Linked DNA regions of Homo sapiens: region 1 is linked to region 2. A link is an interaction called in ENCODE POLR2A ChIA-PET data of the cell type or tissue named here. Cell type or tissue: A673. All regions are shown on one strand. Each heading gives the region's core, and the rest is flanking DNA. Links, peaks and the distances in the headings are about the cores only.

The links. Peaks named below come from ENCODE experiments on the same cell type or tissue, not always from the same donor. Only the 100,000 strongest peaks of a DNase experiment are listed, where the experiment ranks them.
Region 1: POLR2A ChIA-PET joins it to region 2 with 16 read pairs; 14 of 35 experiments call an interaction of 5 or more read pairs at or near these places.

What each region holds. Positions count from the first base shown.
Region 1 is chr9:129,888,519-129,896,847 of GRCh38, reverse strand. FNBP1 (formin binding protein 1) reads left to right here. Exons shown (of 17, transcript NM_015033.3): 16 at 852-1,010; 17 at 6,302-8,329. The coding sequence ends at 6,309. Among named protein-coding and RNA genes, the nearest start is that of MIR6855, 23 kb to the right of the region's middle. RefSeq lists a silencer at 3,464-3,758 and enhancers at 6,991-7,878, 7,833-7,922, 8,253-8,329. In A673, for the core only: no CTCF peak of the experiment used is centred there; a DNase peak (open chromatin) is centred at 4,767; H3K27ac peaks cover 4,661 bases.
Region 2 is chr9:129,993,172-130,001,500 of GRCh38, reverse strand. FNBP1 (formin binding protein 1) reads left to right here. Exons shown (of 17, transcript NM_015033.3): 2 at 6,543-6,658. Among named protein-coding and RNA genes, the nearest start is that of FNBP1, 46 kb to the left of the region's middle. RefSeq lists enhancers at 4,837-4,906, 4,927-5,026, 5,167-5,446, 5,857-5,986. In A673, for the core only: no CTCF peak of the experiment used is centred there; no DNase peak of the experiment used is centred there; H3K27ac peaks cover 3,149 bases.

The DNA.
Region 1 (8,329 bases), core at 65-8,064, 100 kb after region 2:
ACCAGCCTGACCAACATGGTGAAACCTCGTCTCTACTAAAAATACAAAATTAGCCGGGCGTGGTGGCACATGCCTGTAATCTCAGCTACTCGGGAGGCCGAGGCAGGAGAATCACTTGAACCCGGGACAAGTGGCATCACACTCCAGCCTGGGCAACAGAGCAAGACTCTGTCTCAAAACAAACAAACAACAACAACAAAAAAATTGGGAGGCTGAGGCTGGTGGATCACCTAAGGTCAGGAGTCAGACCAGCCTGACCAACATGGTGAAACCCCATCTCTACTAAAAATAGAAAGGTTAGCCGGGTGTGGTGGTGCACACCTATAGTCTCAGCTGCTCGGGAGGCTGAGACAGGAGAATCGCTTGAACCGGGGAGGTGGAGGTTGCAGTGAGTTGAGATTGCACCACAGCACTCTGGCCTGGGCAACAAGAGCAAGACTCCATCCCCCACAACCCCCCCAAAAAATAACAGACAAAAGAGAAGCAGTTGGAGCCACGAGGGTACCTTTCTCCTGAGAGAGATCCAAGTGAGACAGAAGAAGACTAGAGAAGAGAACCAAAGATTTATCCAGTGAGAAATACTTACCATTCTGGGAGGGAGGAGAAAGAGGGCCCTGGAGGACTTAGAGAGGGTCCCTAGAGAGACAGAGGTAAGAACCTGGACATTTCTGTGCAGAAGGAGATGGTTTTGAGGCAGTGGGTGAGGGGTCCGTGCATCTGAGAAGGTCCGAGTGGGGTGAATTTTGTGTGGACTTCATCTTCGACGACACTTGTTTCATTGCGAAGGCCACTGTTTGCTTCCTCCCTGCATTTGCCAAGACATCTAACATATCCTGATATTGCTTTTTCAGGTCAGAATGAAGGAACGATTTCCGTAGTTGAAGGAGAAACATTGTATGTCATAGAGGAAGACAAAGGCGATGGCTGGACCCGCATTCGGAGAAATGAAGATGAAGAGGGTTATGTCCCCACTTCATATGTCGAAGTCTGTTTGGACAAAAATGCCAAAGGTGCTAAGACTTATATTTAATACCATAAAAAAAAAAAACTTAAAAAAAATGGAGTTGTTTCTCCCCACAACCATGACTGTTACAGGCAGTTCCTCAAGAGACTGGCTGGCAAGCACCATAATGCACGTTCTCCTGTAGTCTCACGTGGACTTCAGGGTCTGGGCACCTGAATTGCCTTGTCTAGTTTGGGCTGTAATCAAGTTTCACTTGCTGATGAAATTTTATGTGGAAAGCTGCCAACCGCCAACTTACAGCTATGTCATTCAAAATCTGATAAACATTTCTTCTTTTGGCGGTATCTGTAGATTAAAAAAAAAGTTGCATTGTAGCTTCTCATCTTTCTGAATTTAAAAGCCGGCACGCATCATGCAGGTGCCAAAGACTTCCCTACTCTTGTTTATATCTAGTATCCACCATACACTGAGCTACATTAGGTGGTTACAGATTGTAACTTAATAAACTGAACTGTGTTAGTTTGTTAAATTGTATACTCATTCACTTGGGAGGAAGTCACAAGTGAAATAACATCTCCTTCTTGACTAAAGCAGTAAATAAGATTCTTATATTGGCACCAAAAGTGTGTGTTTTTACTTAAACCTGGTCAGCATCCTTGGTAGGGCATCACGAGTACCCTGTTCCATCTACATGATCCCAGACAACCAGCTGAAATCTGGAAAAGTTTGGTGAATTGACCACTTGATTTTTACATTGCATTGCTGATTTTCCAAGTGTCATCAAATTGACAGGTTTTTGTTGTTGTGTTTGTGTTTTTGTTGTTGTTGTTGTTTTGAGACAGAGTCTGGCTCTGTTGCCCAGGCTGGAGTACAGTGGCTCACTGCAACCTCCGCCTCCCCCAGGTTCAAGCGATTCTCCTGCCTCAGCCTCCCGAGTAGCTGGGATTACAGGTGTGCACCACCACGCCTGGCTAATTTTTGTATTTTTAGTAGAGACGGGTTCGCTCTGTTGGCCAGGCTGGTCTCAAACTCCTGACCTCAAGTGATCTGCCTGCTTCTGCCTCCCAAAGTGCTGGGATTATAGGCGTGAGCCACCGCACCTGGCCCAAATTGACAGTTGATCAGATGTGCTAGTGCTGTTTAGATGGAGTTACTTAAAAGGCAGAGCGTGTCCCTGCATCAGCTCCTTTTGGCTGTGATTTCCTCTCACACTTGGTTCGGTTTCTGTTGGTTTTCCAAGTAGAGCTGCACTCACGCTTGCCCAGGTGGGGCTATAAAGAGAACGTGGTGTGGCAGCAAATGCTTCTCCCCACAGACACAGATCTCAGCACATTGCTGTTCAAAGACTTTGGGGGTTTGCTTTTGTTTTTTTGTTGTTGTTGTTTTTGTTTTGTTTTGTTTCTGCTTTTAATCATTGGCAAGGTTTGGATTTACTGGAAATTATTTTAGAATTTCTGGCTCATTTTATACAATTAACTGTAGCCAGAATGAAGTAAAATGTCTCACCACATCGAAAGGAATCTAGGCCACATGAGAATTTGCATTTTTAAATTGGCATTGATGTGGGAGGGGAGATAGTGAAGTTGGTCACATGCGTAGATGGTTGCCAGGCATTTCACTGTGCCCATTTCCAGAATCCACCCCGAGATCATAGACAACCCACTACAAATGGGTCAGAATGAAGGTGTTGGGTCAGATTCTCTTTTTATTTGATTTTGAAAATTATTTCCTTGTGTCCTTCCTACTTTCAAGTAGGAAATTAGCCCCTGCCTGCCTCTACATTGTGGGTTCATTTGATCAGCTCAAGTCCATTTAAAGCTGATTTTCCAAGCAGTAGCTGCACATTCGGGCTCTAGAACCTAGTAGGGGTTCTGGATGCTAGGGGCCGTGTTTCAAGATTCTCACAGCCAGTTAACCTTTATTTAGTGACAGCCTGATTTTTTAAAAAACTTTTTTTTTTTTTTTTTTTGAGATGGAGTCTCGCTCTGTCGCCAGGATGGAGTGCGGTGGCACAATCTTGGCTCACTGCAACCTCTGCCTCCTGAGTTCAAGCGATTCTCCTGCTTCAGCCTCCCAAGTAGCTGGGACTACAGGCGTGTGCCACCATGCCCAGCTAATTTTTTGTATTTTTAGTAGAGACAGGGTTTCACCGTGTTAGCCAGAATGGTCTTGATCTCCTGACCTCATGATCTGTCCACCTCAGCCTCCCAAAGTGTTGGGATTACAGGCATGAGCCCGTGCCTGGCTTTTTTTTTTTTTTTTTTTTTTTTTGAGACAGAGTCTCACTCTGTCACCTAGACTCAAGGGCAATGATACAATCCTGGCTCACTACAACCTCTGCCTCCCGAGTTCAAGTAATTCTTGTGCCTCAGCCTCCCCAGTAGCTGGGATTACAGGTGCCTGCCACCACACCCGGCTAATCTTTGTATTTTTTTTTTTTTTTAGTAAAGACAGGTTTTCACCATGTTGGCCAGGCTTGTCTCAAACTCTTGGGCTCAAGTGATCCGCCCGCCTCAGCCTCCCAAAGTGCTGGGATTACAGGGTGAGCCACCGTGCCAGGCCCAAATTTCTTTTGGATACTTTTGCTGGCATAGTATCAATAAAGCCACCCATCCCGACCCCAGGCCTCTTTGTAGATATTGCAGCAAGAAAATCAGCTGACCCTTCAACCACAAGGATCTGTTTAAATGAGCAGTAGGAAGTTTCCAGCTTTACCCAGTAAACAAGTGAATGGGAAACCTAAGGTATTAAAATCTGACCTTTCTATCCGATGACAAACTCATTTCCAGTCTGTGAACTCCTGGACAAAGCAAACTAACCACTGAAAAACTCGAAAATAGGGCAAGACGACATTAACCTTGTGAAAGTCTGCTTTGAAAAAAGGCATTCTGTCAAGCTGTGTATTTTTTTCTTGATTATTCAAATTTATTTCGTTATTCAAATTTAATTCAGAAAATAGCTCAGTTGGTTTCAGGGGGAATGGGGTGGGAGGGGTTTGGGCACATAAATTTATGATGATAATTTTAAATGTACGATCATTAAGTTGTATGCCTCAGTACTATAACAGGTGAATCTCTGTAATATTGACTAAACAGTTAAAAGATATTTTGTAAATTTCAGGTCCATCGCATCAATGCATGAAATATTAGAAAACCAAATTCCAAAGAATCAGGAATTTCCATTTCCACCCAAAGTATACTTTATTATCTTCTAGCAGTTGTCTGTTAATATAAAAGCAGCAAAATCTCAGCTACTTATATAATTTTCTCCTTTTATTTGAAAGTTACACTTAGAGATTAATAATATGTACAGAGAAGCTTTTCCTGCCTACTCTGTTTATAACTCTGTCCAACTTGCCCACAAACACTGCCCTCCTTCAACCCATCTGATGTGGGCAAAGCCACTGTTTTCTTAGGCCCATAACTCAGTGCAGCTGTTTTATTTTTATAATGCCGGTCAACCTTTTTGTGTGTGTGTGTGTGTGTGTGTGTGTGTGTGTGTGTGTGTGTGTGTGTGTCTACGATGTGCTTATTTAATAATTGCCAAAATATTTAGACTAGAGTAACTTCCGGTGGGTCAATTGGATTGTGACTTTCTTTTGTGGTTTTTTGGTTCTTCGATTGCTCTCTGTTAAATATTTTCATAATTCCCCCCACAGAATACGTGTGTATATACTGCAACTTAAAAACTAAAAGCAGTACTCGAATGAGTTGTTTTAATGTTGTACTTTTATCTGTTTGTTTTATGGGTTCTCCTGCTGCCTAATGACCTTTCTGTTTTTATAACTGCCGGAAAGCCGCGAAGCCTCTCGCATGGGGAGCTAGGTCCCCGCTGCGGCTCCGCACTTGAGTTTATTATAAACTCTGGGGTTCTGAGTAAGTTTTGTTTGAATACAGCAACATGATTGTCTCTTTCTATTCTTATCCTAAAAGACTCTGTCTGGCATCTTTTAGTTGTACCCTCGTATCTGCTTCTCTAATAAATGTTATATTTTTTCTCAGTATTGTGTATTTTAAGTGACTTTTCATGTTTCCAAGAAAATTATTCTGTGTAATATGAATATTTAACTCTTTCATCTCCAGTAATAGGGGATTTTCTAGCCCAATGCTTTTTTAAAAATTCTGCCTCCCACCCCTACCTCCTCCTTTAAATGATGGCACCTCCCCTGTTTCTGATCTTGCGTGCACTCAGGGCCTGAGAAGTCTGTGTTTCTTTTGTTTCTTTTCTCTCTCCTTGAGATGAAGAGCTTTTCACGGTTTATTGCGGAATGAATACAGAACAACAGGTTTTCCTTTTCACCAAAGATTTTACATTGTACTGCTGAAGAGCCAAGAGTTTCCTTCTGAGAGAATTGGACCTTCATGTTCCTTGTACCATTCTAGGAAATTGATGCATTTCTTTTCTTTTCTTTTTTTTCTGGAGTTGAATTCTCACTCTGTTGCCCAAGCTGAAGTGCAGTGGTGTGATCCTGGCTCGCTGCAGCCTCGACCTCCCTGGGCTCAAGCCATCCTTCCAACTCATCTTCCCGAATAGCCGGGACTACAGGCGCATGCCAACATGCTGGTTAATTTTTTTTTAATTTTTTGTAGAGATGAGGTCTGGCTATGTTGTGGCCCAGGCTGGTCTTGAACTCCTGAGCTCATGCATCCTCCCTCTTCAGCCTCTCAAAGTGCTGGGATTACAGGTATGAGCCACTGCACCCAACCTCCGTTTCCTTTTTTTTTTTTTTAAGACGGAGTCTTGCTCTGTTGTCCAGGCTGGAGTGCAGTGGCCCGATCTCAGCTCACTGCAACCTCCGCCTCCTGGGTTGAAGCGATTCTTCTGCCTCAGCCTCCCAAGTAGCTGGGATTACAGGCACCTGCCACCACGCCAGGCTAATTGTTGTATTTTTAATAGAGATGGGTTTTCACCATGTTAGCCAGGCTGGTCTTGAACTCCTGACCTCGTGATCTGCCTGCCTCAGGCTCCCAAAGTGCTGGGATTACAGGCATGAGCCACGGCGCCCAGCCCCGGCCTCCGTTTCTTACTTTCTCTCAAAACTAAACTTATGAGAAAGACGAGTTGGGGCGGATGGCCTCATCAGTCTCCTGTTTGGGCTTCTCTTAACTCTGAAGGAAAGACCAGCTAAAGGCTAGAGAGAAAACCGTGAAAGTTCCTCATCTCAGACCCGCCCTGTGGTAACCGATTGCTCTAAGACGCCCCCTCCCATCCCTCCCCTCCCACTACCCTCCCCTCCCAGGGCGGTGCAGTTTGTAGCCAAGAGCAAAATGCCCGCCTGGAACCCGCGCCTTCCTCTCTAACAGAGAGTTTCTCTTTCTGTTTCTCTTTGTGTTGTAGATTCCTAGAGGGGAGTGCCTGCGAGCCTCGGGTGAGCCTTCCTGGAGGAGCCTCCGTCTGCTTGTTCCCACAGGCCTCCAGCGCCCTGCCCTGTGGACAGCCCACCCCTCCGCAGCCCCATCCCTGCGGGGCGGTCTCTCTCTCTCTCCAGCATGCTCCCTGCGGCCCTGCCCTCCCGCCCAGCCCGGGCCACCTCGTGGGGGACAAGTCTCGCCAGCGCCCACCCCCATGGCTCGGGTCAGTCCTCATCGCTCCCCCTCCCCACCCCGCGCAGGCCACTGAGACGGTGGGACACACGCCCCTACCTGCTCCTTCCTGGGCCCTCAGTCCACCCGGGCTCGTCCTGGCAGCCCTTCCGCGCTTCACACAGTGCCTTTTGTGAAAGTGTCATCACGGGTCCCCTGAGGAGACAAGGCAGGTCCAGCGCACATCAGGCGGACTGAGCACTCGATGTCATCCGTGTCGATGTCATCCGTGTGTCCCAGACTGTCTGCTGTAGAAAACACTTCCTCCTCTCCTGAGTCTGTGAAGTCCTCAGTGGTCCTTTTTGGATTCTAGGCTTGCACCTCATACTAAACATTGACCCTTTCACTATGCCCTCAACCTGGGAGCATCTGGCAGGCAGGGGGGCAGGTACACACACACCCACAGGCACACCCACCAGTACACACGCGTGCGCATACACACATTTTGGTTTGACGCCCTGTTTTCAGTGGCCTGGGGAGGTCCACACTGGAAGTCGAATTCCAGCTCGCCTTGTTGACTCGCCTGTGTCCACCGGCCATGAGGAGCCCACGCCTGTCCTCCCCATCACTTTCCTGTCCCTGAGAACTGTAGATCATGCGCTTGTGAGCGAGGCCCTCCCCTCTGCACCAGCTCATTGCAAAGCGAACATCCTCTCCTTTCCAGGAGCCCCAGGATTAGCATCTGAAAAGGGTAGCACTTCCTTTTTTGTTGTTGTTTTTTTTTTTTTTTTGAGACGGGAGTCTCGCTCTATTGTTCAGACTGGAGTGCAGTGGCATGATCTCGGCTCACTACAACCTCCACCTCCTGGGTTCCAGCGATTCTCCTGCCTCAGCCTCCCAAATAGCTGTGATTACAGGCGTGCACCACCACGCCCGGCTAATGTTTGTATTTTTAGTAGAGACAGGGTTTCACCGTGTTGGTCAGGCTGGTCTCAAACTCCTGACCTCAGGTGATCCGCCCGCCTCAGCCTCCCAAAGTGCTGAGATTACAGGTGTGAGCTACCGCACCCCGCCGAGGTTAGCACTTTCATCACCAAAGACCCCGTGCCTCTCGTGGTCCTTTGAGGGATCCCGCCGCCACCACCCTTGTATTTTATCACGTGCTCTTCAGGGCATGTGGAATTCGTTGAGTTTGCTTTTAGAGCCAAGTTTCTTTCCCTGTGTGGGTTTTTGAGGAAAACCTGAGGTCCCCTAATCTGTGGCCACCACCCCCCCCCCCCGCCACGCCTTAGAGCAGAGCAGCCCCTCCTCTCATTTGGTGCAGAAACAGTCAAGAGGAACCATTGGCCTAGAGCTCCTGTGACCGAGAGCGCCACGGAAGCCTGGGGATGACGTCGGGCAGCTTTATTCTTTGCTTGGCTTTGGTAACTAGGTGGTCCCCTCAAGCATCCTCAGTTCCTCTTGCTGTTTATGAATCTAAGACAAGGAAGTCCTATAGAAGCCAAAGGGACAGGGACGGAAAGGACAGGTCCCAAGGGATGGGGCTGTCTTTACTTGTGGAAACCAGGAAATTGCTCCTCTCAGCCAACCAAGGTTGACCACACACCACCCTTCCGGAGCAGCTCAGTCAGCCCTCGGGGACGAGAAACCACAAGCGCAGAGACGCTGAGGCCCAGGCAGGTGAAGAGGAAGTGGCTTTGGGTTTTTAAAGTAGGTGAGCGTGAGCCTCTCTGACTGCTTCTTCCCCGGGGGGGACTGCAAACCGCTCAGGGTTGCGGCAGAGCCATGGACTTCCGGTCCCTGCAACGGGTGACCTAAGCGTGGTGCACCCATCAGTCACGCA
Region 2 (8,329 bases), core at 263-8,262:
AGGTCAAAACTATTTTATTAAGGATTGTCTTTTTAACCGTGTTGACATTTGCACCAACGTTACAAAGGAAATGGTGGGTAAAGCTGATGCTTTAGTATCAGTTAAATCAAGGCTGTGGCTCCAAATTGCACTGGTAACTACTATATTCTTCACCATTAGCTGTTTTTTTTTGTTTTGTTTTGTTTTTTTGAGATGGAGTCTTGCACTGTCACCTGGGCTGGACTCATTGCAACCTCCGCCTCCCGGGTTCAAGCAATTCTCCCATCTCAGTCTCCCGAGTAACTGTTATTACAGGCGACCGCCACCACACCCGGCTAATTTTTTGTATTTTTAGTAGAGATGGGGTTTCACCACGTTGGCCAGGCTGGTCTCGAGCTCCTGACCTTGTCATCCGCCTGCCTCGGCCTCCCAAAGTGCTGGATTACAGGCGTGAGCCACCATGCCCAGCCCACCATTAGCTGTTTTAAAAAATTTCAGTTTTACTTGAAAATGTTCTTAATGAAACAGTGAAGATTATTCATTTTACTAAATCTCAAACCCTTGAAGATACATCTTTTTAATAGTGTGTATAGTAAGATGAGAAGCTCTTTAGTGCAGACTAAAATACATGATCCTGAGTTGTAAGTTGAACTAGCTGCTTTTTTCATGAACACCATTTTTACTTCAAAGAATGAGCGACAGACAAACTTTTGAGTATCTGGCAAACATTTTCTCAAAAATAAATGAAGTGAGCCTGTCACTTCAGGGAAACAGCTGGCAATGTTTGTTGCCAATGATAAAATTCTAGCTTTAAAGTGAAAATTAGAACTTGGGGAAATTGTTTTTCCACTGTGAGTTTGACAGCTTCCAAATATTAAAGACTCATCAGAAAAGATGAGATTGGTACTGATATAAACAAATGTGATTCAAAAAAAATATTTTACAAGAAATGTTTCAACAGTTGGAAGATCTGCATATATCTATGATATAATATTTTCTTTTTTTCTTTTTTCTTTTGTTTTTGACATGGAGTCTCGCTCCATCACCCAGGCTAGAGTGCTGTGGCGTAATCTCAGCTCAGCCGAGATCAGCAACCTCCCCTTCCCAGGTTCAATCAATTCTCCTGCCTCAGCCTCCCGAGTAGCTGGGATTACAGGTGACCACCACCACACCCAGCTAATTTTTGTATTTTTAGTAAAGACGGGGTTTCACCATGTTAGCCAGGCTGGTCTCCAACTCCTAACCTCAGACGACCCGCCTGCTTCTGCCTCCCGAAGTGCTGGGATTACAGGTGTGGGCCACCATGCCCGGCTGAGATAATATTTTCTAAATGATCAATGAATAATTTACATGATCATATACAGGTAAAAGATCCATTCAAAATGTAAGGTGGACCAGTGGATCTTACTGTAGCTGAGTTGGAAACTGCATCTCTATGGTTTCAGATTTCATATTGCAACTAGCCTTTGAGAAGCTATGATTTGTCAAGTTTTGGTGTGGTATCAAAGGAGAATGTCTGCACTGATCTAAAAAGGGCCTTGAAGTGTCCTTTGTTTTCTAGCTACGTATCTGTGTGAAGTTGTGTTTTTTTCACATATTTCAGCCAAAGTAAAGAATCGTAATAGATTGAATGCAGAAGTCTCTATGATAATCCAGCTGTCTTCTATTAAGCTAGACATTAAAGAGATTTGCAAAAATGTAACACGGTGCCATTCTTCTTACTGTTTTGTTTTGGAAAGTACAGTTTTAAAAAATAAAAACATGCTCTTTCCATTAACATGTAATGGTAATGGGTTTGTTTTCTTTTTAAATGAATAAATACCTTTAAAAATCTCTCCATTTTAAATTTCTGATTGAGTAAATATTGATAGATGTAACTCACACAAAAGCTCTTCGGAATTCTCAATGATTTTTTTTTTTTTTGAGACAGAGTCTCACTCTGTCGCCCCAGGCTGGAGTGCAGTGGTGCGATTTCCACTCACTGCAACCTCTCCCTCCCAGGTTCAAGTGATTCTCATGCCTCAGCCTCCCGAGTAGCTGGGACTACAGGTGTGTGCCACCATGCCTGGCTACTTTTTGTTTTTCTTTTGTAGAGATGAGGTTTCACCATGTTGGCCAGGCTGGTCTTGAACTCCTGTTCTCAAGTGATCCACCTACCTCGGCCTCGCAAAATGCTGGGATTATAGGCATGAGCCACTGTGGCTGGCTGGTTCTCAAGGATTTTTAGGAGGGCAAAGGGGCCCCCAGAACCACCGTGATGTGACATCAGGCAGGAAGGGATGCATTTTTGATGACACCATCCCCAAAGTAGCAAAGGCTGTTTTTAAAGAGCCGTTTATAATATTTGTTCACAAAGGAGTCCTTTTAAGATTTGGATTTTTTTTTCCATTAACTTTTCCACATTTTAGTCAAGAATGTAAGTGGGTTGATTCGTTTTTCATCTGTCTTGAATTTTCTTCTAGCTGCTGTCAAGTCAGTGCTGCAGCAGTTCATGTGATAGTGAGAGCGTGGGGGCATCCTCAGGTTTCACAGAGCATCAAAAGAACTCTGCTATAGTCACAAACAAGCACCAGCTCATTTGTTACTGAGTAAGGTTTTTATTATTAAGATCTTCTATCTTATTTGGGCTCTGTCATCTTGGTAAACGCTTTATTATAGCTTGTAGAATGGTCCTGAATAGAGATAACTTTATGGAAAACATATTGTTGGATTGAGGCCAGTAATTTTTAAGGTGGACTCAGTTCAAATGTAGATGGGCTTTTTCTGTTGTTTTCAAGGGCTTTGGTATCGAAAGCTGTTGCTTTGTATAGTATACATCAGTTTGAATGCAAAGTGATATGGTGGGGGGAAATCTGTAGTCAGGTTGTTAATAGGCCAAGAATGAAACCTAAGAGCATATCCTCTGGGCAAGTTTTCAAGGTGGCACCTATGACTGCTGAAAACAATCAAGGCTTTGGAGATTATGGGAAATCATACAGGGAGAGGGCTTTTTTGTTTTTTTTTTTTTGAGGTGGAGTTTTGCTCGTTTTGACCAGGCTGGAGTGCAATGGCCCCGTCTTGGCTCACTGCAACCTCCACCTCCTGGGCTTGAGCGATTCTCCTGCCTCAGCCTCCCAAGTAGCTGTGATTATAGGCGTGCGCCACCAGGCCCAGCTAATTTTGTATTTTTAGTAGAGACAGGGTTTTACCATGTTGGCCAGGCTAGTCTCAGACTCCTGACCTCAGGTCTCAAACTCCTGATCCTCCCGCCTCAGCCTCCCAAAGTGCTGGGATTACAGGTGTGAGCCACCGCGCCCGGCCATTTTTTTTCTTTTTTTTTTTTTTTCGAGACAGAGTCTCTGTCTTTCGCCCAGACTGGAGTGCAGTGGTACAATCTCGGCTCACTGCAACCTCTGTCTCCTGAGTTCAGTGGATTCTCCTGCCTCAGCCTCCTGAGTAGCTTGGATTACAGGTGCATGCCACCATGCCTGGCAAATTTTTGTATTTTTAGTAGAGATGAGGTTTAGTAAAGATGACTGTGTTGGCCAGGCTAGTCTCAAACTCCTGACCTCAAGTGATCCGCCCACCATGGCCTCCCAAAGTGCTGGAATTTTGGATGTGAGCCACCGCGCCCAGCTGGGAGAGGGCTTTTAAATAAAGGAAAGGGTGTTTATGTTTTTGGTTTTTGTTTTTTGAGACAGGGTCTTGCTTTGATGCTCAGGCTGGAGTGCAGTAGCCTGATCATGACTCACTGCAGCCTTGAAGTCCTGGGCTCAAGTGATCCTCCTGCTTCAGCCTCCCTAGTAGCTGGGGCTACAGGCATGTGTGCCATGATGCCCTGATAATTGTTAATCATTTTAAAAATAAATATGATTACTGTGAAACTAGATCCACAAAGGGTTACTGATAAGCAGAGGGCTTTGACGAAGTCGTGCTCTCAATTTGTAAGAATGATTTGTAGTCATAGCTTGAGTTGTGTGTATATTTGTTCTCTCAAGTAGTTTAAGGTGATCTTCAGTCTCGTTTACACTATTAGCTTACTTGATGACCCTTGACTTTATAAATAACATAATCTAGTGTTTCTTAAACTGAAATCTAGGGGTTTGTGGAATATATATTATTGAGGACCAAGAATCAACTTTAAATATTAAAAATTATTAGTCATAAAGACAAACATTTTGCACTTTTGTTTTATAATTTTGTATTTAATTTTTTGAGACATAGTCTCATTCTGTCACCCATGCTGGAGTGCAATGGTGTGATCTTGACTCACTGCAACCTCTGCCTCCTGGGTTCAAACAATTCTCCTGCCTCCCTCAGACTCCCGAGTAGCTGGGATTACAGGTGCCTGCCATGACGCCCGGCTACTTTTGTATTTTTAGTAGAGATGGGATTTCACCATGTTGTCCAGGCTGGTCTCGAACTCCTGGCTTCAAGTGATCCACCCGCCTTGGCTTCCCAAAATGCTGGGATTACAGGCGTGAGCCACCTCACCTGGCCAAAATCTCAGTCATACCTTAATAAAGTGGTTTTAAAAAAAAACAGGCCGGCCGGAGGCAGTGGCTCACACTTGTAATCCCAGCACTTTGGGATGCCAAGGCGGGAGGATCACTTGAGCCCAGGAATTCAAGACCAGCCTGGGCATCATAGTGAGACCTCCTCTCTGCAAAAAATACAAAAATTAGTGAAGGCATGGTGGCGGGTGCCAATAGTCCCAGTTACTCAGGAGGCTGAAGTGGGAGGATCACTTGAGTCTGGGAGGCAGCAGCAAGCTGAGATTGCACTACTGCACTCCAGCCTGGGGGAAAGAGCACGACTCTGTCTCAAAACAAACCAACCAACAAACAAAAAACAGTCTGAAGTAAGACACTGAATGTATACTGTTAGATTGCACAAGCGTAGGATTAAACACTAGCTTTATATTTTTATATTTGAGTTGGCACTTCCCCATTTCGCATGATCCTCATGACTGATTTGTGAAATTAGGAAATTAGATTATAGCTGCGTCTTACAGGCAAATGACTAAAACTTGAAACATTTGGGGGCCTGTCTCTGTGAAATCCCTTTGCTGGGGCTAGAACCCTCATTTATGACTGTTACCTCTCAGGAGGCAGCAAATTTTCCATGGAGAATTCCATTTCCACTGGAATTCTCTCTTCCCTGTGATGTGCTCATGCCCCCTCTGGCTCGCCCCCTTAGTCCTTTCTGGGCTCTGCTTCCTGGGCCAGGCCCTCTTTGCTAATTCTGTGTATCCTTGCTGTCGTCTTTGGTGTTCTGATCCTCGGCTGTTGCTTGAGATCCACCTACTCACTTGATGCCCTTCTTGAGTTCTAAATCCTTCTGTGTTTCCAGCTCTCTTCTGGACAGGCCAGTCCCTCATTCAACATGTCAAAACAACATTTAATTTTCACCCCAAACTGTAGCTCTTTCTTATCTGGATCTTCTGTTTAATTCCGGGAAGCAGAACCTGAAAGTCACTCTGGAATCCTCCCTCCCCCTCATACCCTTGCCAGCCTCCACGTCCAACCGGCCACTCACACACTAGTTGATTGTGTTTGTTAAATGTCCCTAGAATTCTTCCCTTCTGTGCCTATTTTGTCTCATCTAGACTGTTGGAGCCATTTCCTGGCTTTCTCTTCCAAGTCCTCTTGTGCCTGCTGGAGAGTCTAAACTCCTAAGCTCGTCCTTCAAGGCCTTGGGTGATCTAGCTCTGAGCTGTCTCTAGTTTCATCACTCGCCAACTCCACTTCCCTTCTGCCCCACCCACCTCCACCTTGCACTCAAAGACAAATTCACTTGATTCCTGGATATCTCCATGTCTTTGCATTAGCTGTTGCTAGCATACCTGTCCCCTCTCATTCTTTATTTGGGGGGACAGAGTCATGCTCTTATACCCAGGCTGGAGTGCAGTGGTACAACACCATGCCCAGCTAATTTAAAAAAATTGTTTTTGTAGAGATGGGTTCTGTGTTACCCAGGCTCCCTCTTGTTCTTCCAGACCAGAAACCCCAAGGCACAATGCAAACTCAGGCTGTATTTTTGTTCATTTTGGTTCCCCAGCTCCAGGCACTGTTCCTGGCTCACAGTGTGGGTTTGGTGTATGTTTGGAAGAATAAAATCCATGTGTTTTATTTTAATCATTTGAAGAAAGCAAAATTTTGTAACACTTCCCCCCGTTCCTCGGCTCAGATTCAATCAGCTGTTTTGAATGATTACCCAGAGATAACAGTTAAGGTGCAAACCGTGTGTGGCTGTGTTTGTGTGTATGTTTCACCTGTCGGTTTTTGGCGTCTGGGAATGACATTTTTCCTTGCACTGAGACATCAGTTATATCTGAAAACTATGTTTCTAAAAGGAATAGGAAATATGAATGAATAGGTCAGAGTTCAGTACTCCAGGCGGTTTTCAAACCAAATTTGGTAATGTTGATTTAAAATGGCTCAACAAAAAAGCACCCCAAGTATAATCATGGAAAATATTAGTACTACTTTGTATGTAGTAATATGTTGTTAAGAGAATTATTCATTGAAATTATGTTAATCACAGGGAAAGACCATAACTTCTCTCTTGGTTTGTTTCAACAGGATCAGTTTGACAACTTAGAAAAACACACACAGTGGGGAATTGATATTCTTGAGAAATATATCAAGTTTGTGAAAGAAAGGACAGAGATTGAACTCAGCTATGCAAAGCAACTCAGGTAAGTTGATATTGAAAAAGGTTATTTGTTAACTGCAAAATGATGTAAGGATAACGTATATTCTCATTTTACAGTATAAATGTATATTTTAAATATTTTTCCTTTTATGTAAGGTAATATTTCAATAGAAGTGATTGTTTTTCATACAGAAAATTAATTTTCATAGAACATTAAAAATAAAAACTAAATTACTGCTTTAAGGCCCAGTTTTTTTTTTCAACAAGATATTTGCTGAGTTTTGGAGCAGCTTGTTTCTCAGTAAACTTTTTATTGAAATATATTAATAACATATGTACAGAGAAGTACACAAATCATAAGTGTGCAGCTCCATGAATTTTGACAGTGTGAACACACTCATGTAACCGGGCACCCAGGTCAAGAAACAGAAAGACCAGCCTGGCAGGCCCCCTGGCCCCCTCCAGCTCCCCACTCTCCCCCCAGCGGTAACCACTCTCCTGACTTCTAACCGCGTGGATTAGTAGTGCCCACTTTTGAACTTTACATGAGTGTAATCATTTGGTATGCATTCTTGTGTATCTGGCTTCTTTTGTTCTATATTACGTTTGTGAGATTGACCATGTGGTAGCATGTGGTGGGATCTGCTTATTTTCATTGCTGTTGAGTGTTTTGGTCTGTGAATGCACCAGAACTCATCCGTTCTGACTAGGTGATTGGTTGTTTCTAATTTAAGCTATAATGAGTAGCGCTCCAACGAGCATTATTGTACAAGGCTTTTTGTGTGTATCTGAACACATTTCCTAGGATCTACGTAGGCATCTAATTGCAAGGTCACAGGCTACTCATATGCTTAGCTTTGGTGGATAGGGTTCAGCCATTTCCAGTGTGCTTGTACTAATTCACACTCCCTTCTGTAATGTGTTGAGGGGTCATGTGGAATAGTATTTTAAAAGTACTTCGGGCCGGGCGCAGTGGCTCACGCCTGTAATCCCAGCACTTTGGGAGGCAAAGGTGGGCGGATTGCCTGAGGTCAGGAGTTCGAGACCCGCCTGGCCAACATGGTGAAACCCCGCCTCTACTAAAAATACAAAAATTAGTGGGGCATGGTGGCAGGCGCCTGTAATCCCAGCTACTTGGGAGGGTGAGACATGAGAACTGCTTGAACCCGGGAGGTGGAGGTTGCAGTGAGCTGAGATTGTGCCACTGCACTCTAGCCTGGGTGACAGAGTAAGACTCCTTCTCAAAAAAAAAAAAAAAAAAGTGCTTTGGGGCCAGGTGTGGTGGCTCATGCCTGCAATCCCAGCACTTTGGGAGGCTGATGAGGGAGGATAGTGTGAGCCCAGAGACTTCAAGACCAGCCTGGGCAACATAGTGAGCCCCCTGTCTCTGTTTTTTTTTTTTTTTTAAGTACTTTGGATCTCCTTACATCTTTTAATGATGAGATTATCCAAGAAATTTGTGTTTTTATAGAATATATTTAAAAGTTCTTGGTAGAACTAAGCTTGAACTTGAAGTGGCATGCAAAGTCCTTAATGATTTCATGTTGTATAGTTGTAGTTGAATTGGTTTGTGGATATTGTTTTAAGGCCTGTTAAAGAGCTAGATGATTTTGATTTAGAAACATTTACTTTCCTTTTTCTTTAATTTTTTTTTTTTTTTTGAGACAGTCTCACTCTGTCGCCCAGGCTGGAGTGCAGTGGTACAATCTCAGCT